Linked DNA regions of Homo sapiens: region 2 is linked to region 1. The links are chromatin loops, found by intact Hi-C in ENCODE. Cell type or tissue: HepG2. All regions are shown on one strand. Each heading gives the region's core, and the rest is flanking DNA. Links, peaks and the distances in the headings are about the cores only.

What was found. Peaks named below come from ENCODE experiments on the same cell type or tissue, not always from the same donor. Only the 100,000 strongest peaks of a DNase experiment are listed, where the experiment ranks them.
Region 2: it touches region 1 in a loop (13-fold over the local background); 2 of 110 quality-filtered maps call a loop at or near these places.

What each region holds. Positions count from the first base shown.
Region 1 is chr10:49,928,814-49,945,116 of GRCh38, forward strand. PARG (poly(ADP-ribose) glycohydrolase) reads right to left here and starts at 13,214. Exons shown (of 18, transcript NM_003631.5): 1 at 12,696-13,214; 2 at 6,263-6,329; 3 at 4,364-5,350; 4 at 3,287-3,470. The coding sequence starts at 12,912. TIMM23B (translocase of inner mitochondrial membrane 23 homolog B) reads left to right here and starts at 13,240. Exons shown (of 7, transcript NM_001290117.2): 1 at 13,240-13,487; 2 at 16,219-16,277. The coding sequence starts at 13,382. It overlaps TIMM23B-AGAP6 (TIMM23B-AGAP6 readthrough (NMD candidate)), which reads left to right and starts at 13,240. Exons shown (of 17, transcript NR_158661.1): 1 at 13,240-13,487; 2 at 14,422-14,545; 3 at 16,219-16,277. RefSeq lists an enhancer at 13,055-13,124. In HepG2, for the core only: no CTCF peak of the experiment used is centred there; a DNase peak (open chromatin) is centred at 13,218; H3K4me3 peaks cover 2,893 bases.
Region 2 is chr10:50,215,781-50,232,083 of GRCh38, forward strand. It overlaps ASAH2 (N-acylsphingosine amidohydrolase 2), which reads right to left. Exons shown (of 21, transcript NM_019893.4): 8 at 2,730-2,850. Among named protein-coding and RNA genes, the nearest start is that of ASAH2, 28 kb to the right of the region's middle. RefSeq lists a silencer at 8,656-8,835. In HepG2, for the core only: a CTCF peak has its summit at 8,738 (motif pointing left); DNase peaks (open chromatin) are centred at 8,751 and 9,911.

The DNA of each region.
Region 1 (16,303 bases), core at 8,304-16,303:
CTATTTCAAAATCTGTAACTATTAACATCTGGAATCTTAATAATGTAACTAAACACTGCTATTAAGTAACTGTTAATTACATTTATATCTTATTATCATATTCAGGAATAAGAATCTAGAAGAAAATACAACAAACTGTTAAACTCTGGGAATAAGACTGACAGACGGGTTTTCTGAGTTACATGCTTTCATATAATAGTTGTGTATTTTTTACAATAGTCTTGCATTGCTGTTGTAATAAAATAGAAGATTTTAAAAACTCAAGGGTCCTGGGTATCTAAGAAAGAAACATTAACTATAGAGATTATTTGATGGTAGAGATGGTAGATATTAGAGAGATATAATGACGGTACAGGATGGTTTGGGTTTTCTTTGTGGGAGGGTGGGAGAGAGGAGGAAGAGAAAAAGCTAAAATATCACTTAACACCCTCTGTCCATCTTTTCTCCAGTTCCTCACCATTAACATCATCTCAGTAATCCAGACTAAGAACCTTAATTTTACATGCATTATCAACAACTCCTTTTTATTTGTCACCCATATTTAGGAATTCACCATATTCTATCAATTTTACCTCATAATAATGCAACCTTCTATTTTCTTTTTTATCCCCATGATTATTATCTCAGTGATTTTCAAGCTTTTTAAAATAGCAGAATCCCTTTTTTCCCTAAGAAATTTGACATAAAGTCATTTAAAGTCACACCAAAGCTATTTTTAGAAATACAGTTTTTGGCTGGGCGCGGTGGCTCACGCCTGTAATCCCAGCACTTTGGAAGGACGAGGTGGGCAGATCACCTGAGGTCGGGAGTTTGAGATCAGCCTGACCAACATGGAGAAACCCCGTCTCTACTAAAATACAAAATTAGCCAGGCGTGGTGGTGCATGCCTGTAATCCCAGCTACTTGGGAGGCTGAGGCAGGAGAATTGCTTGAACCCGGGAGGTGGAAGTTGCCATGAGCCGAGATCGTGCTGTTGCACTCCAGCCTGGGCAGCAAGAGCAAAAAACTCCATCAAAAAAAAAAAAAAAAAAGAAATACAGTTTTTATAGTAACTTTTACTTACTCTAATATCAATAAGTGATGATGAGACAGTTTTAAATACAAAATTTGAAAGTAGGAGTTAGGGATGAGAGTTAAAGCTTACATCAATCTACCATTTAGTTTACATTTATCTCTCTTACACATTATTAAGAAAATCCTGATTCATCCATCTATACAGTTGCAAATGGTAACATTTTACAAACTTTATTTTGATATTAAGCTAACTCTTCAGATGAATGGTAGCAAGGGAACCTTGGCTCTGTGGTCTGCACAAAAATGGGTTATCTTGGCAAAAACAGCTGGTTCAAATGTGGAATTAAGCATCTTCAAATTTGATTGTGCAGTTCTTTTTTAACAAGTTTTTCACTGTTAAAAATATAATTTAGAAATGAAATTTGCATCAAACTTCAAAAGAACCCCTGAAGCACCTCTATGTGGCACAATTCGGTACATACTGTTACCTTACTTAACTCTTATCTGGGCTCTTACATTACCTCTCCTGTCTCCCAGTGTATCCTCACTTCTGTTTTCCTTACATGCAGCTGTCTGATTAATCTTGCTACAGCACAGATACTGTCTGCACAGACATGACTTAAGTCTGGTTCCTGGCACTTGAAGCCCCCTGTGATATGAACCCAATCCAATTTTCAAGTCTCTTCCTCATTCCCCACCCAAATTCCACACTCCAGCAAAGGCACTGTTTTCCATTTCTAAAACAGATAGTTTTCAACCACACAGCCTTTTCTTATAAATCTTATATATCTGTCTGGAAGTCTCCTATCTTACTAACTGCACCTCAGAAATTTATGCTTATCTTTTAGAGCTCAGCTCAAACCCCATAACTCTGCTCAATGTTACTCTCACCTCTAAATATGCTAAAGAATTCTGAATTTCAAAATAGTTAATCACATCTACACTAAATTGTATGTTAAAAGGGATCATGTCAATTTTTTTTAGTACTGCGTGTGAAATCTATATAAAACCTGACTAATAAATGAGATGAATGTTTAAAACTACCCAGCAAGTGATGGAAATCTAAAACTGGATTATGGTGATGGTCACATAGCTCAAAAAATGGACTCAATATCACCAAATCGAGCACTTAAAATGGGTGAATTTTTATATACCTCAATGAAGTTGTTTTTTAAAAGCAAGAACACACAAAAAGTACAAAAGAGGTTACTAAGAACTAGGGGAAGCAGGGAAGGAGGTTTAATTATTTAATATGTTTAATATGTACAGTTTCTGTTAGTATAGTGTTATGATATTCACATTGGTTTTTGTCCAGGTTCTTGGCTTGTAACTCCCATAGCCCTCGTTATAGTCTTTTGTTATAATGTTATAATGTTAGTCTTTTGTTATGTTTTGTTACAATGTTGTTATAATGTTATAATATAATGTTAAAACAAACATGGTAACAGCCCTTTCCCAAAAGAAACCCCCTTCTTGCCTGGGGACTAGACTGCCACCGTAGGACTAACAAAATAGCCACAAGATTAGAAATTATGGTTTAGGAGTCATGCAGCTGGAGGCTACAAGATTCTGACCCGCCCTAAACTGCTAAGATCAGTGCTTGGGATATTTTGCAGACCCTGCACTTGATGGATCAGCTGGCACCACCCAGATGGATAAACTGGCTCATCTGATCTTGTCCCCACCCAGGAACTGACTCAGCACAAGAGGACAGCTTCAGCTTCCCATTATTTCTTCTTCTGACCCAACCAATCAGCACTCTCGACTCACTGGCCTTCCCCAACCCACCAAATTATCCTTAAAAACTCTGATCCCCGAATGCTCGAGGAGACTGATTTGAGTAATAAGAAAACTCTGGTCTCCAGCAAAAAAAAAAAAAAAAAAAAAGGCACAGCTGGATAATGATTTAAGGACACTAAACCATACGTAATTTTGAAATTTAGGGACGAATGCAGGATTCTGCAGTCAGTACACAATACTATCAACTGAGTAAAAAGAAAAAAAAAGAATCCAATGAGGTTTCTTAAAAATACTGGAAAAAAAAAATTATCTTCACCATCAGCTGATAATGATTGCTAATGATTGCTAATTTGTTAAGTTCTATACTAAGTAAGTTATCATTATATTGCTCCATTCTGTAGAATTCTCAGTATTTTATATATGCAGAAAACAGAAGAACTTTCTAAGCCTTGGTCTGTTTCTCACTTAATAAATATCACAATAAATAAGGACTTCCAGTCTTCTCTCATCATAGATAAGAGGTGCTACCTACCCGAATAGTTACTGTGTGATTGGCAGATGGTCTCAAGAGAGGCAGCCGGATCCCACACCGAGGCATTCTTCTCATCTCCTCAATGGGAGTTCCAAGCCACTTCTTATCTGGAGAAAGGTGAGGTGGAACGTATTTAGGGATCTTCCTTTCTGTTCTTTGATGTTTGGTTTCCCACTGTTCTTTTCTAAGGTCAAGACAAATGTATTTAGTCACAAATTATTTACTGTTTTAATTCCCTTAGATACACAAGCACAAAACTTACCCAGACGTTATTGTTTAAAGTATGCCATACTTGGTCACTCACTTCGTTATGTATTATATTTACAATCAAAAGAAAAACCTATAAAGCTTATAAAACTCAAGAGCTTATTTTCAACAGTCTGTGGAAGAAAGTTCCAAACACATGTAAATCACCTTCTCAAAACAGAAATGAGTCATGGTTCACAGTATCATCTACACAGTAATTTTCAATGAAGTGAACTCACTATTGCATGCTGATTGCACTATCTCAGGAAACTCAAATCACAGAAATCATGGATGGGATTTAAGATTCCATATGGGGTAACGGCAAAATATAAGCTTTGTAATATGACACACCTGGATTTAAATCCCAGCATTACCACTCAGAAGGTACATGATTCCAGTGAATTCTCTTACCCAAATCTCAGTTATCTCATTTAGTGAGTATAATACCATCTGTCTGCCTGTCACGGCATTAAACAAAGTGTAAAAAAAAAAAAAAAAGTGTAATATACAATGGTCTAGAAGAATGTCTGGCTGAAGAAACAGTAGCTACTATCAACCTAGTATTTTCATGTTCTAGCAATTCCCATAAATACCAAAAGGAAACTCATGAAACTAAAAATCTGATTTCTAATATTTATTTTATTTCTTGTTTTCTGTTTCTAGCCTTTTTAGAGTTTAAACTTTGGAGTCTAGGTTTAAATTTAGCATAAGTAGTTAACAAGAAACAAAACCATTTCTTTGCTTTACTAGAAATCACAGCTTCGTTAAACTCCCTTACAAAACTATAAAGCATATTATGCTATTGGAGAGATACTGCTGAGAGAAAATTACCTTCTGTCCTCTGCTTTGGGCAGTCTCATGAAATGATCTGTGATTTTAGAATCCTTTTTTCCATGTTGCTTAGAATTTCTGCATTCTACATTCAGGCTAGAAATATTTCCAGGTAGTTTAGCATTTAAATCATTCATTCCAGTGCGACTCTCTCCTCCTTCAAATTGGAAATGTAATCTAACTTCACCGCCCTTAGTAGAGTACCGTTTCCTAAATTCAATGTCAGCGTCTCTTGCTTGGAACCTTGAAGGTTTATTTGCTGTTTGGGAGGAACTACCATCTTCTTGTTCATCAAAACCTGGACTTGTCTCCTCATCTGCTTCTGAGTCTTGACAACTATTTTTAGAATTATCCACATCCATCGGTGACTCGGGTTCACTTTCCTTCTCAAATGGAGGAGAATTTCCTAGGCAACTTTCTTGTCTAGTCAATTTGTTGTCATTTTTTGGCCCAGTACCAACATCCTCAGAGCCAACATCTGACAATGGACTCTCTGGCACCACATCTATCTCATCTTGCTGACAACTTGCACAGTCTTCCCCAGGATCGCAAGACTTGCTGCACTTCTGGTGGCTTTTGGCTTCTCTGGCCTGTTCATCTTCTGTAGTCTGCTTTGCATTTGCAAGCTTTACAGTTGTGAGAAACTGTTGATTGTCTCTATTCTCTTCACTATCTGTGTCACTGTGATCATCATTTTGAGGTGACCGATCAATGTTAGCATTACTAAACTGCTCTGGTACCAGGGTTACTGTTTGAGGTTCACTTTCCAAAAGCTGCTCCGTGTGTTTCCCTTCATTTTGCCACTTACACATTGCTGCAGTCTGATGCTGGTTCAAATACTGTGTACTTTTTTCAGTGGGTGACTTATCAAGACTTAGCTGAGAAACATTTTCTAATTTTTCTACATTATGTTGGTAAAAGTTATCTTTTTGTACAGAACTCATCATGGATTCTATTCTTGTATTGTTGTTTTCTTTACTATCCAAACTACAAGAGAACAGAAAGAACTAAAAACAACTTATAATACAAAAAAGTCACTTATCCAATCATACCCCCAGTGTCACAGCAGTAATTAAACTCCCTGTGGTCAGCTGAGCACACAGCATGTCTTCTATGACTCCATGTCTTTGTATGTGATCCCTAATGCCCTCCCTGCAGCTGTGTGTCTGGCAAACACCCGCCTTTCCTTCAAGTCATAAATGTCACTCACCTCTCTGTGCAGTCTTCCTTTAGGGACCAAAGGTAAAGTTGAACATTTGTTTCTTCTACACACTAACCACCACTGTGCCTTGCTCATACCTTTACTATTGCATCTATCACACCAGGCAGTAATTATGTGTTTTTGTGTCTGTGGCCACTGCTACACTGTAAGTATCTTAAAGACACAGACTGGCCGGGCGCAGTGGCTCACACCTGTAATCCCAGCACTTTGGGAGGTCGAGGCAGGCAGATCACGAGGTCAGGAGATCAAGACCATCCTGGCTAACCCGGTGAAACCCCATCTCTACTAAAAATACAAAAAATTAGCCAGGCGTGGTGGTGGGCGCCTGTAGTCCCAGCTACTTGGGAGGCTGAGGCAGGAGAATGGCGTGAACCCAGGAGGCAGAGCTTGCAGTTAGCCGAGATCACGCCACTACACTCCAGCCTGGGCAACAGAGTGAGACTCCATCTCAAAAAAAAAAAAAGACACAGACTATTCCTCTCTCATCTTGGTATCTCAAGTATACAGGACAGTCCCTGGCATACAGGACTCTCTAAAAAATTACTTATAAGTTGATTTTGAATTAACATAGATAAAGGAGAACAGAAAAGCATGAACAAAGAGAGAAAATATTAAAGCAACAAGATAAAACATCCATGTATTATTATTCATTTCTCTACATAGGAATGTTTCTATACCTTTCTGATTCCGCTGTCTTGATTCCTTTAGTGTCCATCCAACTGGTAATAGTCTTTTGTTTGAAAACTATAAAAAAAAATGTATATTCATACATTCCTTCAAATATAAAACATATACAGCATATTGTACATGCAAGGAACTATGCTAGGTTCTACAGGTTAAACAAAAGATTAATAACTCAAGTATTTGCCCTCAAGTATATGGGTAAGACAGGAACATAAATGTTAATACATATGACACAGGGTAGAAAATGACTGGTGCCTAAAAGAGTTGGTATGGCCTAATGGATAAGAGCATAGGCTATGGAATCAGAACATCTGTATTCAAATCCTGATTCTCCCATTAGCTTCCTATGTTACTCTGTGAGGGGTCATTTCTCTGTATCTCAGATCCCTCATTTGTAAACATGCAAAATAACTATCTCATGAGATAAGGCTTAATTAAGTAAAAATAGTTCATGTAAAGCATTTAGGGCATTATCTGGTTTACGCTTAGTAAATGTTGATTCTTAATTATCATGATTATTAAAAGAGGTCCTGATAAAGGAATTAAGGTTATTTCTGAGGAAGACACTACTTCAGTGAACAGGAGAACATGGGCATAATCGGTAAGATTTCTTCGGAAAAGGTAAGGCTTGACTTATGCCTTGAAAAGTAAACATGCAGTCACATAAAGAGAAAATTATAAGCAAAGGCACCAATATCAGGGAAATATAAAGAACTTAAAAAGAAAGCAAAAGAAAATATGGTTGAAAAGTCAGCCAGGATCATACCATACAATAGGATCTTGAATGACCCACAAAGAGAAGCACAAAAAATGTGTTGAAAGACATGATTCCTCTCATCTAGGAGGCTCACAGTCATGCATGACAGCCTGGAGGATAAATCTGAGGGGCAAGAGGGAAGAGCTTATTGCCAGAAACTAGGGAGGAAGCTACTAGTCCAGGTCAGTGGTTCCCAAACTATCTGGATCATCAGGAAGCCAGCCACACCCCAGTCCTTCTGAATCAGAATCTATATGTGAGTAGGATGAAGGCATGAGGGGAGCTGGAATCTATTTTTTTTTTTCCAAAAGTGATTCTGATGATCCACTAGATTGAACAGTTACTGGCCAAGAACATAAACTAGTCCTTGTGAGAGTAGTAAAAGTGAGGAGAGTCATTACAGACTTCACAATAATAGGGGAAGTTAAAAGTGACTTTAAGCTTTGAGCTTGAGAGACTTGAAAAATGATGACAGCCTTAAGTAGAAATATGGAATACAAGAGAATTGTGTTTAGGGAAGAAATACGATTAGGTCGATTCTGCCTATACTAAATTTGAGATGCCAAAGAAGTAACTAGATAGAAAACCATATCACTACTTCTGGCTTCCTAAGGTTTCCTTCCTAACACATCAGCAGACAGTAGCAAAAGTAGAATTGATAGCTCAGGAGAGGGAGATGCAATATAAATAAATACAAGCCACATTTTATATAATCATTAGAAATAAGTGTGCTGTCAAAATTTAATATACTGAATAGGGATTAAATGTACATCATATTTTAGTATCAGAAATAAAATCTTAAACATTCGCAAATGTTTAAGATTTGAGATACTCACTAAATTGCAATGTAAGAATCTTAGCATCCTAAGTCACAGGATCTTTCTTATTTACCTACCTCTCCTAAAACACCATATGGAGCAAAACAGATGCAGGCTCAAATATACAAAAATCAATGGTTTATTTTTCATTGAAATAATGGCATAATCGAAATACATTTCAGATGGGGAGAATTTTATACCAGAAAAATATTCAATTGCTATATAATCTTTACCTTCCACAAAATACTTATAATCCAGCTAGTAAAAATCTTTGATTAATGTTTCAAAAATAGTTTAATAGTTTCTATCACAAAAAAGTAATCACGCATAGTGATTTCTTATTGTTAAACACCATTACTTCCACGATTTTATTTAGCTTTCTGCAGCAGATCAGGCTTCAGAGAAAAAATGAGCTTCAGTCAGAGGGAGTAAGAGGATAAACCATTTGATTCTGAAACTTTTTCTATAGTTCTGTATTCTCTATTTATTTTCTTTATATCAAATACAGCAAGTATAGTTTAGAAAATCCTCAAATTGGGCCGGGCGCAGTGGCTTATGCCTGTAATCCCAACACTTTGGGAGGACGAGGCAGGCGGATCACAAGGTCAGGAGATTGAGACCATCCTGGCTAACATGGTGAAACCCCGTCTCTACTAAAGATACAAAAAATTAGCCAGACGTGGTGGCGGGCGCCTGTAGTCCCAGCTACTCGGGAGGCTGAGGCAGGAGAATGGCGTGAACCCGGGAGGTGGAGCTTGCAGTGAGCGGAGATCGCGCCACTGCACTCCAGCCTGGGCGACAGTGTGAGACTCTGTCTCAAAAAAAAAAAAAAATCCTCAAATTACAAACCAGTAATATGCCAAAACATTCATTTTTTGAGTTGGTTTAGAAGTTAAAACATCTTTTTTCCATAAATGTAAGGATTAATGTTAAGATGCAATGACTAGGTTCCTATAACACACACGAAGCACGTACTCCTGTGATAAGTCTACAGAACCTAAAGACTGCACACATCATTTCATGAAAAACCAGGAGTGTTCCAGTGATGGCAAAGAAGAAGAGAGCTCTCTCCTGTAGCCCTGACCCTGAGAATGTGTTCTCTCTCTAGTTTCAGGCTTCCTGAAGCCTGGGGAAGGGATGAAGGAGGAAAAGCAAGAGATAAGGAACCAGTATCTTCTGCTAATAAAACATTGATCAGTCCTTCTTAGGGCCTCAGAGAAAGGACTGCTTACTGCTCTTTGCAATATCACTGTTTCTGGCTTCCTAAGGTTTCCTTCCCAGCACACCACAGGACTGTGTCAGAGCTTTATCCCTCTTACTCCTGAAGTAAGCATAAAATTATGCTTTCCAGGTTTCCTAGGAATTTTAACTAGAAATAGTCACAGCAAGGCAAAAAGAGTGGCAATAAGAAGTGATGAAAAGATACAAGATCTAGAGTCAGATAGTCTTGGATTGAGATCTTTGTTCAGTCACTTACTAGTACCACCTTGGTCCAGTTGCTTCACTTCGTTAAGCCTTTATTTCCTCACCCAGAAAATGAAGCTAACAACACCTACTTCTAAGGGTTATGTGGATCAATTACAAAGCAAAAATTAGAGAAAATATTGTGTTCAGCCTCACAAAGCACTCAATATGTTATCTCCCGACATTTCCACCCAGTCTTTTTTTTTTCCACTGAGATCAGTAATTCTCCAACTTTGACTTCACACCATTTACATTTACTCTCATCAGCAACATTATTCAGTACCCAGTATATTTTAATCAGCAAGTCATTCAATTAATAGCTATAGATACAGCCAAAAGGCACAAAACGCAATAAAATTCACCTGCATGTCAAAGGAACATTCCACTTTCACAAAAAGTCTATAGCAACACATCTGGATAAACCTGCGTCATCACAATGTGAATAACATGCTGAGTTCTGCCAATATGCAGGTTTGCAGATTTTTTTTTTCTTTTTTCAGAAGTGGGGTCTCGCTATGTTGCTCAGGCTGGACGGGAACTCCCGGGCTCAAGTGATCCTCTTGCCTTAGCCTCCCAAGTAGCTGGGACTACAGGTGCATGCCCAGCAAAATTAGCGATTTCAGTCAATACAAGAAATATATCCAGGAAGATAAAGAATATAAAATTTAAAGATACTGAATAAATATCCATTTCGCTACCCCGCCTACTTGTCCTAAGATAATTATATATAAAAATTTAAATACCAAGTTCCTAAAGGAATCCCAAAAATTCAAACAATGGGCTTTTGATACAAATATAGTCTTCGAACATTCTGTTAATTGGTGTCCTGTGCCAGGTATACAGAAAACATTTAAACATGCGAAATACAGCCCCAAGTATTCATTTGGTACCTCTTCTGCAGAAATCTTAATTAAGATCCAACCAGTGAGGACTGACTGCCCTCACCCCTATTTGCAACTAACTCCTCCTCCTTTACATGCAAATAAGGTTAATGAAACCACAAATTATCCAGTCACAGAAGCTGAAGTACACCTGAACGTATACCTGAAGTTCACCTTCAGTTCTCTCTCCCCTATACCAAGTTCTCTGAAATCTACATCCTAAATTTTAAATCCATCCCTTCCTCATACCCTTTAAACACATCGCTTACTAGACAACTGCCATTTGTTTCTTGCAACTAGTCTCCCTGTCTACAGCCTTGACTATCCAGTGTTCTACAAACTACAAATGACCAGTCATTTTTCAATGAAATAACACAGACAATATAAGAATGCATCACACATAGTAAGGTTAAGTATTATTTCATGAAACATTTATTTCAGTTATAAATATGGCTTATTTGCCAGGTTACATATATTTCTTACTCTGTGTACTGGATAAAATTTATGCTGTGGGTTGCAGTTAGAAAAGTCCAAAAGCCACTTTTCTAAAATATTAACCAAATGGTATTCCCACGCTTAAAAGCTTTTTAGTGGTTTCTCCATTAACCACAGAATAAGGTTGAAATTCCTTAAAATGGAATTTGAGTTTCTTCATAAGCTCCTGTCTGCCACCCAGCCTCATCAGACACTCCTCTGTCATCTTATGCTCCAGTCTTACCAACTTTTGCATGTCTTATTTCCTCTGCATGTATAATTCTTTCTCCTCTTGATTTATACAGCAAATCTTCCTCATCCTTCAAGGCCTAGTGCAAGTCTACTTGGTACTGCCCCTAAGTATGAAGACATCTAAGTGTAGACTCTTCACCAGAGAACTGCCCGAGCTCTGCCCAGCCTCTTACACTGTTAACGAATGCATCCTTTTTGAAATGATCTCCTTTGTCTGACACAACACAAGCCAGGCTTTCCTCCCACCTCTACAGCCGCTTCTCTTCAGTCTACTCTTAAACTTTGGTGTTCCTAAGGCATCTGCCCTAGGTCACCTTTACTTTCTCTACATGTTTATGTTATCTATGCCCATAGCATCCATTATAATGTTTATGCCACGAACTCCCCAATCTACTTCTCCAGCACAGAAATATTTCTTCTCAAGTATCCCATTCTTTCATGAATCCATCCCCTTCCCTATTGCCAGCATCCAGGCCTAAGCTACAATTATTTCCAACCTAGATTAACTCCTTAACTGAGTCTTGATGCTCCACTTGAGTTCCTTTTCAATCCATTCTTTATTTTCCACACACCAGCCACACAGACTTTTCAACAAATAAATAAGTCTAATCAAGTCACTCCCCTACTAAAAACCCTTGAGTAGCTTATCAATGCCCTTAGAGTTCAAAATCCTTAGCAATGTCTACATATCCAATTTGATCTGACTTTTCTGTACCACCCTGCAGCCTCATCTCTCACACTCTCTTGCGTTCACTCTATATATCAATTGCACTCCTGTTTTTGTTTTGTTTTGTTTTGTTTTGTTTGAGGCGGAGTTTCGCTCTTGTTGCCCAGGCTGGAGTGCAATGGTGCCCTCTCGGCTCACTGCAACCTCCGCCTCCCGGATGCCAGCGATTCTCCTGCCTCACCTGCCTCAGCCTCCCGAGTAGCTGGGATTACAGTTGCCCGCCACCACGCTAGGCTAATTTTTTGTATTTTTAGCAGAGACGGGGTTTCACCATATTGGTAAGGCTGGTCTTGAGCTCCTGACCTCAGGTGATCCACCCGCCCCAGCCTCCCAAAGCTCAGGGATTACAGGCAAAACCACCGCGCCCGGCCTCGGTTGCACTCCTGAAACACTTCTTACTTCCTCTTCATCTAACTCCTACTCATTCTACAGTCCTCAGAATAAGCATCTCATCTTCTGGAGGACTATTTTCGATTCCATAAATTCAGTTAGGTAAAACAATCTGTCATTCATCTATCAGAACATCCATTACCTTTTATTATATTAACTTTTGCTATCGTCTATCTCTCCAGATAGATTTTAAGGTATGAAGGCAGAGGCCAAGTTTCTCTCGTTCAACACTGTATACCAGGGACGGGTACAATGCCAGCTTAAACTAATAGCTCTGCACCCTGGGACCCAGAATCTGAACAAGTGAAGTTGTTTTCTTCCTATCTAGAGGCTGAAGCGCCCTACTGTTTTACATACACAATTAGATCTCCTTGACGACTAAGGCAATTTCTCAATCAAACCTGAAGAAGCAAACAGGTGGTGGAGTCTCCTGCCATTTTCCGCCCTGTGAGTGACTGCTCATCAGAGTTTCTCACATCAATCGCACTGGGAAAAATGCGGCCCCATTCACCCACTAGTGGCTTTGGTAGCTCAGCAAGTGGACCTCAAGAGTGACGATGCACACAAGACCAGAAAGGAGTGACTGGAGCCCCTGGGTCCTCAGACTGAGACCAGAAGGTTCGGGCCGAGGCGAAGGACAAAGATTTTTATTTTCCCACGTACCAAGCGAGGTGGCGCTGCCTCTGTGCTGTCCCGCCCGCCCTGGGACGCAGGCTGGCGAGGACGGTGGGACCCTGAACTGCACGTGAGCGTCCTTGGGGTCGAGGACGCGCCTCTGCCTGCTGGGAAAGCTCCGGGCGTCCGAAGCAGCCGGCGAAGTTGTAGCGGCGCCCCAGCGGGGTCGCTTGGTGCAGGGTTCACAGCCGGGGCCCGCATTCATGCTGGGACCAGCAGCGCACTGTCCCCGGGCCGGCCCGGGCGGAGAGCCTCATTCACTAACCCTGAGAGAGATGGACTGCGCCTCCTTCTCAGCGCCTGCCTGCACCATTCCCTCTCTGCCGCTGCCTGCTTCTGCAATTGCTGATCCGCCGGCCTCCCAAGTCAGGCCGTAAACACTCGCCTGCCTTCCCTCTTCCACTGGCACCCCACCTGCCTCAATGCGCCGCTTTGATTCGGGATTCGTTCACTTTCCCACCACCGGAAAGCTGCCGTCAGGCGCTTCCGGCTTCCGGGGCGCACACTGCCGCAAAGCGGAAGTGTGGCGCTTAACGGGAACCGGCGCCCGGAATGTCAGCGTGTGAAGTAGGCGCTGGCAACGCGGGGTTACCCGCTGTTATTGAGGAGTAACGGCCCAGCGGACCACCCAGGCTTGAGGCAGCGGCGGGAACCACTCGGTTTGCTGCGATACCATGGAAGGAGGCGGGGGAAGCGGCGACAAAACCACAGGGGTATTGGCCGGCTTTTTCGGAGCCGGCGAAGCAGGTTACTCGCACGCGGATTTGGCTGGCGTCCCGCGTAAGTATGGGGCCTAGCTTGCGATTATTTCTGACTGGTTCTTGCGTTTACACTAAAGTTGCGCGTCCCATGTTTTATGTTGTTGGTTTTTTTTTCCTTGCTGGCGTTTACAAGCTTAAGTACCAGTGGTGGGGTTAGTGTATCTGCATGGCTGCTCTTTCAAGATAGAAAGGCCTAAAAAAGGGCCACGGATCTCCTGGGGAAGCTGTCCGTGATTGACCTGGACTCGCGAGATGATGCATGTTTTCTTAGGTTTATATCCAAGCCTCGTACGTTTTGTGTGTGGTGGGCCGTGTGATTGACCCTTAAGAGTAGAGCCCAGCTTTGGGAGTAAATGTATTCCAAATAGCAAGCCCGTAGTTAACTTTTTAGTACACAGTGACATATTCTGAGCCTCCAAGTAGCCGTAAGGGCAGAATATTCAGTAATATTGCATGTAAGTGAGAAATAAATATGACTTGGGACAGGCTAGGAAACCTTCTTTAGGAGCTAGGAAGTAAGCTGAACTTTAAAGGTGATATATAGACATGAAGAAAGAAGCCAGGTAAGAATTATAGGAAAGGAAATAGGCAACATCAAGGTATACAGAGGCATAAATATCTTGCCTTTGCCTCTCCTCGGTCTTGTGAATATGTTTTCCAGAACTTTGGTACTTTGTAACTGTGGTTGTTCAACTAGATAAATAGAACTTGGACCTAAAGATAGGCAGTTGGTCGTGGATAAAGCCTTTACGAAAGTACTTTCTTTTTAGAGAATCCTTGTAATATTTCTCTAGGTATTTTATACTAAGGAACAACAACAACGAAATATGTTCAGACTGACTCTAGTGCAAAAAAATATAAAAGACCTTTCATTTCCCTGGTGTCACCTTTGTCAAAAAACTGAATCTACAACACATGGTGTTTTGTTTCGTTTTTTTTTTGTTTGTTTTTAGAGTCAGGACCTCGTTCTGTCACCCATGTTGGGGTGCGGTGGCATGATTATAGTTCACTGAAGCCTGGCACTCCTGAGCTCAAACAATCCTCCCCTCTAAGCCTCCTAAGTAGCTGGGAATCTAGGTACGTACCACCACACCTGGCTAATTTTTAAAATTTTTTTTTTGACTTATTGTGGAGATGGGGTCTCCCTGTGTTGTCCAAGCTGGTCTCAAACTCTCGAACTCAGGCCATCCTCCTGTCTCGGCCTCCCAAAATGCTGGGATTCCTAGGCCTGAGCTACTACTTTACCTGTTTAGAACACAGTTTCATATTAATCTTAGTATTTCTGAGTTTCAGAGCACAAAGGGCATATACACTTCCTTAATGTGACAATATTGTTAAATTAATTTGATTAAGATTTGAAGGTAAATTGGGGGACCAGGGAATGAACACCATTTACTGAGCTTTTACAGTGTGCTAGCTACTTTTCTGGGGGCAGGACTATAGTGGTTTTTGTGGGTTTTTTTTTTTTTTTTTTTTTTTGAAAAGAGGACCCTTGCGCTCACAGAGCTTACATAATACTGAGGTAAACCAACAAACATAAATTAAAACATTGCCTTTAGTGATAAGTGCTGTAAAGGGAATAAAGCAGAGTCATGAGATTGTGATGGAAGCAGGATGCCATTTTAGAGCGGATTAGGGAAAACATCTCAAGGGAGTTGACATTTGAGCTGTGACCCAAATACAGTACAAATGCTTGGGAGGCAAGTATCCAGGAAAATAGCTAGTGCAAATGTCCTGAAACAAAACAAATTTGGCATGTTTAAGGAACAGCTCTTAGGCCAGTCTGTCTTCGTAGTTACAAGGGAGTTGGATCAATTGAAGCTTGTGAAATCAGAGAGGTAGGGAATGACAGCTAATGTAGGATTTTGTAAGTTATGGTAAGGAGTTTCGATTTTCTTAAGAAAAATCACGTAGTTGCTATGTAGACAGTGAATTGAAGGGGTAAGAGAAAGCAAGGAGTTAGGAAATTGTTGCTGTGAGATATGATGGTTGGACTAGGATGGTAGCAATAGAGAAGATAAGTAACACAATTCAAAATGGGTATTAAAAATAGAACAAGCAGGACTCCTAATTGATGAAAAGATAGAGGCATGGGTGATGCATAGGTTTGTAAATAACTGCTGAGATACAGAAGGATCCAAAGATGATAGGTTTTACTGTTTTCAATGTTAGTGAATTCAGGTCTGGCCCTCTCAAAGTTTGTGTTTTCTTTTGCACAGACCCACATACCTGTGGTAATGACCCAAGGATTCTCAACCTTGCCACAGTAAATCAATCGTTAATAGTAATATGTGAAGGAACTGCCTTGAAATAGTTAGATACAACATGTACACAGTCAGAAAACCCAACCCAACCACTGTTTTTCCCATGGAATTGATTAGTCTTTTCTCAGTCTTATTTTGTAATTTATATAGTCACCAAGCATTCTTGTAGTAAAGTGAAAGAAATTAGCTTTGTAAATGGCCTGGACTACACTTCCTGTAAGTTCAAAAATCAGATCTATGACACTGCGATTATCTTATTGGTGTAAAAGCCTGAGCCACCAGTGGAAGACCTGGTTTGGGATTGAGGGTCTCAGGATGAGTCAGCCCCCAAACTGACAGATAGGGAGGATAAAATGGGAAAAAATTTTCTGCCTTCAGTGAGCCTATAAAAATTGCAAACACATGTAACAATCAGGAGCTGGATTAACTCTAACTGGATTAACTTAAAGAATTTTGTTGCAATGTGACATTTTGTTTTCTCTCTAGTAACTGGTATGAACCCTCTGTGTCCTTATTTAAATGTGGATCCACGATACCTCGTGCAGGTAAGACTAAGATTTTACTAGTTTGG
Region 2 (16,303 bases), core at 4,738-12,737, 280 kb after region 1:
TACCATCTAACCCAGCAATCCCATTACTGGGTATATACCCAAAGGATTATAAATCATTCTACTATAAAGACACATGTACACGTATGTTTATTGCAGCACTATTCACAATAGCAAAGACCTGGAACCAACTCAAATGCCCATCAATGATAGACTGGATAAAGAAAATGTGGCACATATACACCATGGAATACTATGCAGCCATAAAAAAGGATGAGTTCATATCCTTTGCAGGGACATGGACGAAGCTGGAAACCATCATTCTCAGCAAACTAACACAAGAACAGAAAACCAAACACCACATGTTCTCATAAGTGGGAGTTGAACAATGAGAACACATGGACACAGGGAGGGGAACATCACACACTGGGGCCTGTCAGGGGGTGGGGGGCTGGGGAGGGATAGCATTAGGAGAAATACCTAAGGTAGATGATGGGTTGATAGGTGCAGCAAACCACCATAGCACGTGTATACCTGTGTTACAAACCTGCATGTTCTGCACATGTATCCAAAAACTTAAAGTATAATAATAAAAAAAAAAATCCAGAAAAAAATATTCTGAGAAAACTTTTTATTCCTGTAAAGGCTCACATTACAGTCGGTATACATATTATTACTGAAAATATTCCAATTATCACTGATTCAAGTGGGAGAGTTTCAAATTATGCCTCAAACAGAAATATTTTAACCAGAAACACTGTGTGCAACAACAAATTATAAAATGCTGACCAGTCAATCTAGTCTATTGTGTTTTATCTGGAGCTCAGAGATCCCTTTGCCCTTTAAAAATAAATATGCTCTTGGCTTAAACAGAAAAAAGCAAATACAGACTTTCCTGTTGCACAATGAAACTAAATATACCATCCACAATCTGGACTTGCCCTTGATGTATATTTTCTCTCTCTCTTCAACATAATTAGAGCCATGCAAGTCCTCTGCCTCAACCCAACCACTCTACCATTCTACCTTAAATGGCTCTAATTTTCTTAGGGAAAGAGATAACTAAGTATTGGAGATATAAATCTTTTTTGATACTAAAGAGATAATTTATTTCATAGTGCCTAGCACTCAGGCAGTGATCATAAATAGAAAACTCTCTTCTTTTCCCTAAAATGCAGGCTAAAGTGAGAAAATAGTAAGAGTGAGTTTTGCCAACAAAGGAGCTTGCTTTGGTTTGGATGTGGTTTATTCCTGCCAAAACTCATGTTGAAATTTGATCTCCATTGTGGCATTGCTGAGAGCTGTAGCCTAGCAGGAAGAGACTGATCCCTCCTGAATAGAATAATGCCCTCCCACAGGATGAGTGGCTTCTCACTCTCTAGGGAATGGATTGTAGTAGTTCTTGCAAGAGCAGGATTGTTAAAAAAGAGCCTGGCTTCTTCAGTTTTTCTCTCTTGCTTCCTCTTTCACATGTGATCTCTTTGCACATCCTAGTTCCTCTTGTTTTCTTTCTTTTTTTTTTTTTTTTGAGACGGAGTCTCGCACTGTCCCCCAGGCTGGAGTGCAATGGCACGATCTTGGCTCACTACAACCTCTGCCTCCTGGGGTCAAGCAATTCTCCTGCCTCAGCCTCCCAAGTAGCTGGGACTATAGGCACACACCACCATGCCCGATTAATGTTTTGTATTTTTAGCAGTGACGGGGTTTCACCATGTTGGCCAGGCTGGTCTCGAACTCCTGACCTCATGATTCACCCACCTCGGCCTCCCAAAGTGCTGGGATTACAGGTGTGAGCCACTGCATTCGGCCTCCTCGTCTGTTTTCTGTCATGAATATTTATGTGCAATATTCTGAGAAAATTTTTATTTTATTGGTAATAGCATGAGGCCCTCACCAGATGGAGTTGTTCAGTCTTGAACTTTTCAACCAACAGAATCATGAGCCAAAATAAACCTCTTTTCTTTATAAATTACCCAGTCTCAGTTATTCTGCTAACACAAAACAAACTAAGACAGAGCTAAATGATCAGGCTGAATGTTAATGGAAGCTAATATCTTTATAAGGGAATATTAATTGTAGGTAAGGGCCTGGGACTCTTATCCCATTATATAGTCTTCCAAATTTGGGCCTGGAGCAGTGGCTCATGCCTGTAATCATAACATTTTGGGAGGCCGAGGTGGGCAGATGACTTGAGGTTAGGAGTTCAAGACCAGCCTGACCAACATGGCGAAACCCTGTCTCTACTAAAAATACAAAAATTAGCTGGGCGTGGGGGTGTGCACCTGTAATTTCAGCTACTCAGGAGACTGAGGCACAAGAGTTGCTGAACCTGGGAGGCAGAGGTTTCAATGAGCTGAGATCGTGCCACTGCTCTCCAGCTTGGGTGATAGAGTGAAACTCTGTCTCAAAAAATAAAATAAAAATAAAAATGGTGCTTAATCCTTGTATAGCTCTAAAAACAAAAGTAAATATCAACAGTTTGTCATATTTTCAGCTTAATCAAAACCTACTGTTATAAAAATCTTGAACTTTGCCCTTCCTTATTCAACTAATAACTTTATGAAGCAATGAATATAAGGACTATGTAACACAAAAAGCAAATGGTTAGTACTCATTTTTTATTTTTCTTTCCACATTAGGGAGGATGGTAAATGCTGTCTATTCAAGCATACCAATATGTGAGATTGATGATGACACTTTATTCTGGAGATTTGAATCACCTCTTCTGAATGCAGCATGAATGATGACACTCAGTGAATCAAGATGAAGCTTTCAATGATATAAATTCTCACCTGTCCAGGTAGATATCCTTTGTTCTTCTCTTGCTCAAGCAGGTAAGATGCATAGCCCACATTGTCACTGTTTACAAGATGGTTACTGTTGTTCATGCTGACCGGGTGGATGGCAAACCAGCTGTAAAAGAGCAAGAAGCTCTAAATTAATCAGGAGAACGAGAGAACTGGGGCCAAGAACTATGACTGGGAGCTTAAGTTTTCTCCAGCAGGAAAAAATATTTTTAAATAATAGACATTCTACATCTACATTCTTTCATTGTTCATGGGCTTAAAAATACAATGCAAAAAATGTACTCAAGAAGTCTGATCATTTTCTTAAATTAAAAATACAAAACTCCATTTTCATGACTATTTCATCATTGGCATCATCATTGGACTGGTCAGTTACCAGATGACATACCTAAAGAACTGTATATACATGGACTTTGTCCTTCAAGATAGGCACACAGGTAGTAATTATTCAAATTTATCCAATCCGACATTTACTAAGGGTTACCTGTATGCTAAGCACTGAATAAACTGTGGTTTACTTTCAGAATCTCACCAAAGACACAGATGTGAACAAATGGCTTTAACACAGTGTGACAAACGTTGCGAAGAAACAGGCATAAAGTGTTCAGGGACCACAGATGACTAACAATTAATTCTTGTGGGCATTACAGGGAGAGGAAACAGCAGGGTAAATGCACAGAGGTGTAAAAGAGGATGTTAGGCATAATTCAGTATATCCTTATGCCTAGTAATACCTTGTTTAAGTGTAAAGTTATACAGTTTACAAACTAATTTCACATCTGTTACCTTATTTGAACTTCACACAACTCTGAGAGACAGGCTGTTTTACCTCTACTCTGCATAGGTGACCCAGAGAAGCAAAATAATGGTCCACTGTTCACAGAGGCCCAGGACTCAAGTCTGGGTCTTGTGACACCGTGTCCAGTGGCCTTTGTAGGCTCAAACCCTCACACAGGTGAAAAGGATATTTACAGAGTGGAAGGCAGTAAAGCAGATTAACTGGAACGCTCAAGAAAAGAGAAATGCTAATTCATAAACTGTCAGGTTAACTTAGAATTTAAAAAAAAAATTGTTGATTCAATTCTTTGTTGAAAAATCTTTAAACGTTTTTGCTTACATTCCTACCTAAGCAATGTAATGCACAAAACTAAGCATCTATTTAATGGCTAGAAAGGGATTAGGACTTCAAGATCATCTTTCAAGCATCAGTTCTTATTGCCTATCAGAAGCAGATGTAGGGCAGAGGTGGCCTGCTCAAAGCCCATTGGCTCTACGCAGGCAACACAAATGAGTCATGCTAGTTGGTACAATAGGGACTGGTGTGGACTGTAGAAAACTTGCAGTGTCTAAAGTTCACAGCCTCTACTCAGCTCCAGCCAAGTGTTGCCTTATGGGAGTATAAACCAGTGCTGCCAGCTCTTCTCCTTTATTCAAAAGGGGCCACAAATCCATGTTTTCATATGTATTTATCAACTTTAAAATTCTTCAGGAAGTAAATGGCATGGAAACAAAGGACGGGAACTGCTATACATTAAGAGACTTAAAACTTGTAGCCAACAAATGTAGTTTGTGATCTGATTCAAACAAAACAACTATTTGAAACAAACAAACAAAAAAAGACTTTTTGATATAATCAGGGAAGACCGAACACAGATTGGGTGTCAGATCATATTAAGAAATTAATTTTAATTTTGTTGGTTGTAATAAATGATTGGGGTTACATATTTTTTAAAGTCTTTATCTGATGAAGATAAATACTGAAATATTTATGAGTGAATTGTATCTAAAGACACATGGACACGTATGTTCGTTGCAGCACTATTCACAATAGCAAGACATGAAATCAACCTAAATGCCCGTCAGTGATAGACTAGATAAAGGAAATGTGGTACATATACACCGTGGAATACTATGCAGCCATAAAAAGAACATTATGAATATGTCCTTTGCCGGAACATAGATGGAGCTGGAGGCTCCATTTGTTACTCTTAGCAAACAAACACAGGAACAGAAAACCAAATACCACATGTTCTCACTTATAAGTGGGAACTGAATAATGAGAACACATGGACCAACAGATGCTGGGGCTTATTGGAGAGTGAAGGGTGGAAGGAGGGAGAAGATTAGGAAAAATAACTAATGGGTACTAGGCTTAATACCTGGGCGATGAAATAATCTGTACAATGAAGCCCCATGACACACATTTACCTATGTAACCAACCCGCAAATGTACTCCTGAACTTAAAATAAAAGTTAAGTTTTTAAAAAAGAAGTATATAATGTCCTGGTATTTGCTTTCAAATACTCTAGCCAAAAAAAAAAAAAAAAAAAAAAAAAGTGAGGGGAAGGATAAAACAGAATGACAGAGTCTTGCTAATTATTGAATCTGGGCAATAAGTTATATGGAGATTCATTACATTAATCACTGTAGGCATTCGAAAATTTCTATGTAGTTTCTTTTTTCATGTTGGCATCCATTTTGAATTTTTCAAAACACAATGTCAAGCCAAATCACCAATGAGTGAGCTGAATTCAGTCCCTGACATGGCTATTTGCCCCTGTGCTAAGGAATAAACATTTATTGGGCTGAAGATATTCTAAGAGTCATCCCCTCGCAGTTATTTGCAAGGTGTTTACATTTAGGAATATTCTTCTATTAGGTTTGTGTGTGTGGTTTTGTCTCTTTCTCTTAGAACTCAAGTATCAGGAAATTCTAATCAACTAGTGTTTTCCAGTTACATGGATTTTGCTTTTTTGGAGTTTCTTTAGTTTGGAAGAAAATGTGGTGGTAGCATTTTGGCTTCCCAACCAAAACATTTCCATCTGATACCATCACACTGAGGTCAGCCAGCTTCAGCCAACACTGAATATTTCCATTACAATCAAAGAAAAACCATAGAACTATTCTGCTGACATTATTTAGCTCTTATTAGACAAAGGACTTTATGTACAAGATCTCATTTTATTCTCACAGGGAACCCTTTGAGTCAAGTACTATCATTATCTTCATTCTGCAACTAAGAAAACTAAGTCCCAGAGTGGTAACGTTACCTGACCTAGGTCACACAATGGTAAGTCAAGAAGCAGAGCAATGAATTCAGGTTGTATGTGTGTGTGTGTGTGTGTGTGTGTGTGTATAGATAGATAGATGATAGATAGATAGATAGATGGATGGATAGATAGATAGATAGATAGATAGATAGATAGATACAGATAGAGATAGAGATATATGCTCTTATCCACTGTGGAATCCTGGTTCTGTCCCTTCTCTTCATTCACTTGCTCATTCACTACACATTTGGTTAACTTTGACTCTGTGCCAGCCACCAGGAACATAAAGATAAATGAGGTATCATCTTGGCCTTGAGACATGCTTCACAAAAGAAGTGACACTTGAGCTAGGTCTTAAAAGATGAGGAAGAGCTACGCAAAGGAATCACTAGATAACGAGTACTCCTAGCAGAGGAAATAACATCTGCAAAGGCATGGAGATATGAAGGAGGGCCCTGTGTTCAGAGAATGGATAGTCAGGGCGGCCAGAGCAGAATGGATATGGACAAGGAAAGATGGCAGCTGTATCATTCATTCAATCAGAGTGAATTTATTGGGAATCATGTTGATTGGCATTGTGTGAAGGATCGTAAAGAGGAATCAGATGCATTTCCTACCATCAAGGACCTTGCACAATTGGCCACAATGGTAACTATGGAGAAAGCATGTACTAAGAATTTCACTCTACTAGTTAGATATAGACTTGATTTCTTCTTCTTTTGAAAAAGTGTCTCACTCTGTTGCCCAGGCTGGAGTGCAGTGGTGCAATCATGGCTCACTTCAGCCTTGACCTCCTAGACTCAAGTGGTCCTCCTACTTCAGCCGCCCAAGTAGCTGGCACTACAGATGTGCACCACCATGCCAAGTTAATTCTTTTTATTTTTTGTAGAGATGGGGTCTCACTATGTTGCCCAGGCTGATCTCCAACTCCAGAGCTCAAGCGATCCTCCTGCCTCACCTTCCTAAAGTACTGCTTTTACAGGCATGAGCCACCACACCTGGCTTGATTTCTTCTTTATTCCATTTATTTTAAGCCTCAGAAAATAAACTGAACTTTTTCTCTAGAAAATTAAAATAAAATAAGTGTTCAGAAAAAAGTTATTTAAATTGAAGGAAAGGAAGATGTCATATTTTTCCTCCATTGTCCTTTGAAATGTGCACTATTAAAATAGCAAACTTGTCACAGCAACCAAAGTACTATAGTTATGGATGAATATTTATAAAGATATGCAGAAAGGTGATCATTTTAATTTTAAAACGCAGTACTTATATTTTATTTTATCTGGCCAAAAAATATTTTTCCAAGCAAAGTTCAAAAGAAAGGAAGAAAGCTTTAGTTTCAGAAGTTAAGAATTCAGACATAAAAGGATGAATACATCTCTAATAATAAGCATTTTTAAATAATGCTTATGTCACAGCTAAATGTAAAATAGGAAGCAAGGTGCTACGTGAATCAGCATGATGTAATTAAAAATACAGCAGAAAGTCAAGAGATTGGGGACCTTATCCTAGTTTGTAGCAAAATTAGTCAAAATTTCTGGACTAAAATTTAAAAATTATTGAGACTGAAAAATAATAGATTTCAACTATTATAGAATCAGTAAACAACATATTAATATAAAACACTACAATTTTTTTTTCCTTCTGTGTAAAGGAGGCATTTGGAGAAAAAGATCTCTAGTGATTCAGACATTGCATGTGCCCTACTCTGAAACAAAGGTAAAAGCAGATTCCATGCACTCAGACCTGGGCCTCCATGTCCAGTGTGCAAGCTGTGCCCTGTACAAAGAACACTGGCAAAGGGGGTAAGTAGGTGGTTAAATCCAGCCTCTGTGCAGCTCACTGAGCCTGGCACTTCAGCCAGCCCAGAAAAGAGGATGCGTTTGTGTAACTTAGACAAAGGTTCTACGTGCTAGCATGGCCCTCCCCGACCTAAACGCCCACAAATAGGGAAATAGAATACTGTGTATCCATTCAAAGGTACGTTCATGAAGATTCATAGCAACATGGGAGCTCTTTAGGAAATAAAATATAGGAGGCTGTAATGGGTTGAATAGTGTCACTCAAAAATGCATGCTCATCTGGAACCTCAGAATGTGACTTACTTGCAAATATGGGTTTTATAGATGTAATCAAGGTAAAGATTAAGTGATATTATACTGACCGCATGTAGGCTCTAAATCCAATGACTAGCATCGTTACAAGAGGAAAGGAACAGAGAGAAACCCAGAGACATAGAGAACAAGGTGATATGAAGATGGGGGCACAGATTGGAGGGATGTGTCTACAAGCCAATGAAGCCAAGGATTGATGGCAACCACTAGAAGCTAAAAGAGATGCATGGAACAGATTCCCCCCTTAGAGCCTCCAGAAGGAACCAACCCTGCTAATGCCTTGAATTTGGACTTCTGGCCTCCTGACCTGTGAGAGAATAAATTTCTGTTGTTTTAAGCCACCTAGTCTTTGATAATGTGTGGCTTCCCTAGGAAACTAATACAGAGGCTAATATTGTGTTACAGTAGCTGAAAATACCAGCTCTGGGGTCAGACATGAGTTACTTAATTTATTTGAACCTCAGTGTTCATACCTGTAACATAATGATAATAGTAGTACCTGCATTTGACAATTAAAATAACTAATACATGTGAGGTGCTTAGCACAAAGACTGGCTGATACCAAGAATGGAATAAATGTTCACTACAAGAATATTGGTGATGCTATACTGATACTACTGCTGCTGCAGCTGCAGATGATGATAATGATGATAAAGGAAAGAGATACAAAGCTCTGAGCATAAATAAATATATATATATACAAATATATATATGATTTGTAAGATTAATACAATGTTAAATATATGGGGGCGGTGTTCAACATTCGCAACACATGTATATTCAACCCACATGGTATGGGCATGAAATGATTCAGTGAGGATAGCCTGCCCTCTTGTGACAGAGACGTGAGTGCTCACAAAATGCCCATGTGCTCTTCTATTTCCCAGTCTCATTTGCAAGGTGGGGCGTGTGAATACCTCTGACTAATAACATGTGTGCAGAAGGACTACCCAATCTTCACTAGACTTTCCATGAGTGGAAAATAAGTCTTCAATGTGTTAAGCCACTGGAATTTCACATTCTATCTTGTGTGGCACTTGCCATTAATTACCTTCACACCCTCGTTTTCACTCCCTCAAAATCATCCTCACCCCAACCCACTGCAAACTGTTTGGAGAAGAAGAGGAAAGGGTGTTTCATTGTCTTATACTGGAAGGATTATTGGGCCCAGACTTTTACCTAAAAGGCAAGCTAAATTTTAAACCAGCAGAAGAAAAGAATACACACCGGACTGCTCAGATTTTAAAAAGATAATGAGCTCTAGCCAGAAGAGCCCTCCTAAAGTTACAGGCACACCTGGGACAAGCATCCTGCAGAATATTTCTACCAACTCCACCCCAGAGAAGTGATGTACGTTCTCAAGGAATCCTTTTGTTATCTTCAAAAATCCTGAATGAAAAAGACCTTCTAAATAACAATATTGGAGAAATATCTCATTAGGGTAAATTCCATTAAGTTACAGCAGTCAAAATCCTTGCACCATGCCTTTAGTCCCAGCACTTTGGGAGGCCAAGGCAGGAGTTTGAAACCAGCCTGGCCAACATGGCAAAACCCCATCTCTACTAAAAATATAAAAATTAGCCGGGAATGACAGCGCACAGCTGTAATCCCAGCTACTGGGGAGGCTGAGGCAGGAGAATCACTTGAACCCCCAGGAGGCAGAGGTTGCAGTGAGCTGAGATCACGCCACTGTACTCCAGGCTGGGCGACAGGGCGAGACTCTGTCAAACAATAAAAATTAAAAAATTAAAAAATCCTTGCACATTACATGGTAAGTGCAACAAGAAACAGGAAATGGCCAATAGACTATTGTTTTTTTATTTGAGCCAAACCGTGAATTGAAGAAATTCAAAGGAAAACAACAGTGATTTGACTTTTTTAAGCCTGTTACTTGGCAACAATTGTAAAGCATGGTCATACTAAGATTGGCAAGAGTATGACAAACAACATTCTGCTCAAGTTTGAGTAATGGGAGAGTAAACCAACAAAGGGGTGTTGGGCAATTTATAGGAAAAGCTTTAAAATATAAACATTCTCTTTGGCTCAGGAATCCCATTCTAGGAATTTAGCTTAAGGAAATCATTGGCAAATATGTATCTGTTCAAGAATGCTTATCATAGGCCGGATGTGGTGGCTCACAATTGTAATCTCAATACTTTGGGAGGCCGAGGCGGGCAGATCACCTGAGGTCAGGAGTTTGAGACTAGCCTGGCCAACATGGTGAAACCCCGTCTCTACTAAAAAACTACAAAAATTAGCCGGGTGTGGTAGTGCGCACCTGTAATCCCAGCTACTCAGGAGGCTGAGGCAAGAGAATCGCTTGAACCCAGGAGGTGGAGGTTGCAGTGAGCCAAGATTGCACCACTGCACTCCAGCCTGGGCAACAGAGCAAGACTCCATCTAAAAAAAAAAAAATGTTTATCACGATGTATTTTATGATGGAAAACACTGTAAACAATCTAAATAACAAATGATTGCTGATTAGTTGAGTACATTATGATACATAGAATGGAATACTACATGGCAATTTTTAAATGGTGATTTAAAAAATACTAACTGGCATTGAAAGATATTCATAAGGTATTGCTAAATTAAAAATAGAGTTAACAAACTGTAAATATAATAAAATCCCACTTTTTAAGAAAAATATTATAAATGTGCTTAGAAAAAGTCTGAAAGACTATGTAACAAACTTTTAATAGAAGCTGGCTCTGAGTGTCAGGATCTCCACACGATTTTTTGACTTTTTAATTTTTTTCTTACTGTGGAAATTTTAGAAAATATATAAAAGAAAAGAAGATTTTAAAAATTACTTGATACAACACCAAGAATGAACCCTAAGGTAAACTATGGGTGATGATGATGTGTCAATGTAGGTTCATCAGTTATAAGGAATGTACTACTCTGGTTGGGGATATTGATAGTGAGGGAGGCTGTGCATGTATTGGAAGAAGGTGCATATAGGAAATCTCTGTACTTCCTGCTCAATTTTGCTGTAAACCTGAAACTGCTTTTAAAAATATAGTTTATTAATTAAATAATAATAAAGTCTATTGAAAAAAAAACTATGCCCAGCACTGGCACGGTATCATTTCTGCATTGTTCTATTGTTCAAAGCAGTCACAGGACCAGCCAAAGTTCAAGAACTAGGAAAATAATCTCCACCTTTTAATGGAGAGTGGCAAGGTCACTTTGGATAAAACATGGAATAAGAGCAATTGTTGTGTTGTTGCAGCCATTTTTATAAACTACAATCTGCCATTTAAATATATATTTTAAAAATAGCTATCAATCCAAAAAAAGTAAGAGATGAGAAAGGAGGAAAAAGAAGCACTGAAAAGGTGAGACAAATAGCACAAAGTGAGGAGATACAGAAAAGTTCAGATATAATAATCACAATTCCTGAAAATACACTAAATTCACTTAAAAAACAATGATTGTCAGAGTACAAAAGAAATAACTAAAGCTATATGATATTCATAAGAGACACCCTTAAAATGTAAGAATAAAGAACGGTTCAAAGAAAATGATAGAAAAATATACATGGCAAATTCTGGGTTAGCCACATTAACAGACTATGTAGACTTTAAGACAAAAAAAACACATTATTAGATAAGAAGAGGATCACTGCAAAAACAAACAGATACTTGTTTTTGCAGTGATGGAGATAACATTGTTAATATTTTTATAGTATTTTAAAGCTTCTAGTGCACAGTGAGTGAAACCAAGTGAGCATTCACGTTTACAGAATGAGCTTTTAGTCATGTGTATTTCTTATTATATGTTCCACATAGAAAAATGAACAGAAGCAAATGCACCTGAATATTAACCATGATTGATTCGAGGTAGTATAATTTTAATTTAATTTTTCCTTCCTTTCTACTTTCTTTATTTTTCAAGTTTTCTATGGTAAGCACACACTATTTTTATACTGAAAAAAAACTTAGAAAAAAAAAATAATCTCCCAGATTTTTTTCAGGTTAAGTAAGAACTTTCCAGAAATCTAACAATCAAGTTGTCCAATATCTCCAGCCAACTATTTTTTTATGGCTTTGGTTTCTAAACTTGGGACAATTTAAACTACACTAGGCTGATCAATCTTTGTTATCAGTCAACAGTCACCATCTTGGTCATCTAAAAGCCCTTTTAGGCACCTTCACCTACGGGGCAGGGGAGAGGGGTGAACCTGACCCAGGATGAAAGCTCACTTCACAACCATGACCAAGCTCCACTGAAGAAGAATACAGGCAAACAGAAAGTAAAGTTAGAGCAGGAAGACAGCATCAAGCTTCACAACATGGAGCGGAACAAGAAAAAGAGGTTCAGTGAAAGATATAGAAAAAGAAAGCAGGGGCCAAGCACAGTGGCTCAGGCCTGTGATCCCAACACTCTGAAAGGTCAAGGTGGGAGGATCCCTTGAGGCCAGGAGTTCAACACCAGTCTAAGCAACATAGCAAGACCCTGTCTCTATTTATTTTTTAAATAAAAGCAATAAATAAAATAAACAGAAAGGAAGGCTTTATAAATCAGAATTCATGCTAATGATAGAGAAGGCATTTAGGAAGACAAAGACAAGATGAGATGAAAAAAAGAGAACAAGAATGGTTTGGTAGAGGGCAGTCACTAAGGTTTCAGCATTTGCAATTTGAGTGGGGTTAAGTGGACGGAGGGGAGAGTATAGAGTCAGAATACAGAAAACCATAGAGAATAAACAGTCAGACATTACAATTCAAGAAAAATAATTCAATTATTCTGTGTCAATTAAAAACAAAACAGTTTTATGTAAAAAAAGTTTTTAAATAAAGAAGTCATAGTCATAGATGATAGAGAAGATTTATATATATACTGCAACTGAGTTCTGTAAGTCAACACCATTTGAATAAATGAGTGTAATAGCACAAATAGGATTTTTTTAACTTTTTACACAAATGATTCAAATAGCTTACACAAATCACTGCCCCTGTCATCTTAAAAATATGCCTTTAAAGGGCTCCCTTACAAGACCACTGACTATAAGAATAAAAGGGTTTGCAATACATAAATAGAAGGCAGTGGAGAGGAGAGGAGAAGAGAAAAGAGGGGAGGAAGAAGAGGAGGAGGAGGAGAAGCGGGATGAGGAGCAAGGAGGAGGAAGAAGAAAAGAAGAGGAAGGAGAAGGAGAAGGAAGGAGAAGAGGAGTCCATGTGACTGCTGCAAATTCAAGGAAGAAAACTTGGCGGAAGAAAAGAGGAAGGCAAAGAGAAGAAAAGCAAGACAAAGCCTTTTCAGTTGCAGCATCCTTGAAGAAATAAGTCGGCCTCCTCACCTGTCTCAGAGCTGCCTTCGTAAGTGTAGCTATGTGAGTAGTAGCTCTTCCACTGACCACAACTACCACTCAGATTATCTGCACTTGTGACTTTCTTTTTGATGTAGACATTTGAAACCTGTTTTGCTTTCTCCCTTCATGTTTTCTTCACACACATAGTGTCTTATTGCATCCGAGACTCTCAAGGTTCTGTTTATTTTCCTCTATTGGATGACAGACTCTTTGAAGTACCTTACAGAGTCTCCCAAAGTGAATTTTGTAAATGTTACACAGCTTATATTTTAATTCACAATTCAGAACATCCACAACATGTTCTCCATGTCTGGAGAAAAAAAAACATTGAATGCTTTCATGTAAGGGGAAAAAGGCACAAAGATAGCAATATTTTTCTGACATAGAATTTTCTAACAGATTTTTCTGACATAGAGCAACTAGAGCAAATGGTGGCTTCACAATTGTAGAGGGCTTAATGGTTCATGGAATAGTTTCAGGAACATAATTTTATTTCATTCCTCAAGTCTACACTCTTCCCAATCCTTCGACAGCCCCAACTCCCAACCCAAGTTTGAAACACTTTAATGAGTTTTCATTCCTCTTGGTATAGAAAAACAAATTCTTTGTCATGCCATCTAATCTCTATTTCTTACTTTGTCTTGCAACACCCTGCCCTGTTGACCTCTGCACTCCAGCCACACTCACCTTTTACCAGTTCTTCAAATGCTTCCCCATTTGTGTTAAATGTTCTTTTCCAATCCCCCCATTTTGCCAGTTAATTCCTACTCCAGTTTCCAGCTCCCATTGCTGTCACTTCCTCAGGGAAACCTTTCCCAATCTCTCTGACAAGGTCAAATTCCTTTAAGAAAGTTCTACACACCTGCCTTTCTTAGCACTGAGCCCAATTATAATTTTACATGTATTGTATGCCTATCTGTATGCCTTCTGTCTCCCTCAGTAGACTGAAGTCCTATAAGGGCAGCAACTCCATCTATATTTGTTCATCAGTGTATCCCATAATAATCTCTGTGTGGAGAGAAGATATGATAGCCACATTTGAAAATACGGCAACTGAGTCTCAGAGAGTTTAATGGATTCATTCCAGTAGCACAAACATGGGTACTAGATTCCTTATTTCAAGGCCAGGGAATACATCATTCCAAGGAAGTATTGCGTGGCTCATAGTAGGTCCCTAGTGCAGACTTGCTGAATGAAAAACTGAAAACAAAAATGAGAGTAAGAAGGAATGAATTATGAACTCAAATATGGTTTTCATTGTGAAGAAGATAGTCTTGGCTGTGATGCTGGGCAGGTCACATCACCTTTCTAGGCCCTTGTTCCTCTGCTGAAGGTTAAACTAGGTCATCTCCATGCTCTGTGATTCTGAGTTGCTGTGCTTCCAAACTCCTCACACCTTGGGATTCTGTCTAACAGCAGGCATCTACATATGGTGGGTGAGTTACTTAGCAGCCCACATTTGACTTTATATTTTGGATCATTTTTAACGTATTCAAAGAGCAATTACACTATGCAACAAGAGGCAATTGCAGGAGCAATTACATCAAAGATAACATACGGCAGCTCAGAAACAATGGAAAGTTATTGCAGGATGTTAAGCACAACAGATGGAAAAGCTTTGCTATAACCTTGACAGTTGACCGAAAGACTTCCAGATACATGATACAATTGCATGTATGGAAGCAAAGAACATCTGGCCAAAATAATAGTATTTTTGAATTTTCTGTTCCAGTTATTAAATGATTCAAAAACTGGCCAGGTGCAGTAGCTCACACCTGTAATCCAAGCACTTTGGAAGGCCGAGGTGGAGGATCACTTGAGACCAGGAGTTTGAGATCAGTCTGGGCAACAAGCAAGACCCCATTTCTACAAAAAATTTTAAAAAATAGCCAGGTGTGGTGGTGAGCACCTGTAGTCCCAGTTACTAAGGAGGCTGAGGCAGGAGGATCACTTGAGCCTAGGAATTTGAGGCAGCAGTGAGCTATGATCACGCCATTGCTCTCCAGCCTAGGCAGCAGAGCAAAAGCTTGTCTCAGGAAAAAAAAAAAAAAAAAGGTTCAAAAACTACTAAAAGGGAATTGTAAATGGTCTTGGTCCTTCAGCCAAGAGTAAAATAGAAACTATAAGGGCGACTCTATCTCCTTGTCCCAACAAATTTGGGATACTCAGTGTAACTAGCAGAGATGTATGCTGTTATCCTGCCCTTCTTGTAATTGAATGCCCCACTAAAGTGCTCTAGAATCTGGACCTGTTTTACCTTTCCAGTCCACCTTTTACCAATGCCCTGACCTCACCCACACTCTGGCCTTATGGCTCTGTATTTTTCATGACTCCGTGAGAAATCCCATGACTCCTTGAAGGTCCAACTCAAATGTCATTTTCTCTTGGAAGCCTTCCACAGTGCTCTCAGGAAAAACTCAGGGCTACCTCCTCCAAACTCCCACAGCATTATTTATGCCCATGGGATAGCACTGCTGGTCATCTGATTCATGTTATGGTTACTTGTCTATATATTTGTCTCTGTCTCTTGCCCCAATCACCCCACCAGCTTGTGAGACCCTTAAAGATAGAAAACTTGCCTTATTCATCATAACATACCCCACTCACACAGTTACATGCCTGACATTTAGAAAGTGTGCTGAGTTAAATGCTAAGGGGAAACTAATCAAGAGATAAGTTGATTGTAGTAGAAGAATAAGTCCATTATGTCAGCCCATATACCAAAGTTTATTAGGGAGTTTTTAGTGACTTCACTTTTAACACAAAAGAGGAACTCAAATGCTAAGAATTTCAAGCATTCTAATATGCTGGTAATGGAATTATTCAGAAGAGGTAGAATATGTTTTCTATTCCTTTTTAGCTAAAATGATTAAGCTTTTTTCTATGTCAGGCACAGAACTAGAGTTTTGTATGCATTATCTCATTTAATCCTCAGACAACCCTATGGGGTATTACTATTCCCATTTTCAAATAGGATAGTTAAGGTCTAAGTGAATTAAGTTACTTTCTCCAGGCCACAGGGTTAGTAAGTGGCAGAGGGCTGGGACTTGAAGCCAAGTCAACCTTACCTCAAGACC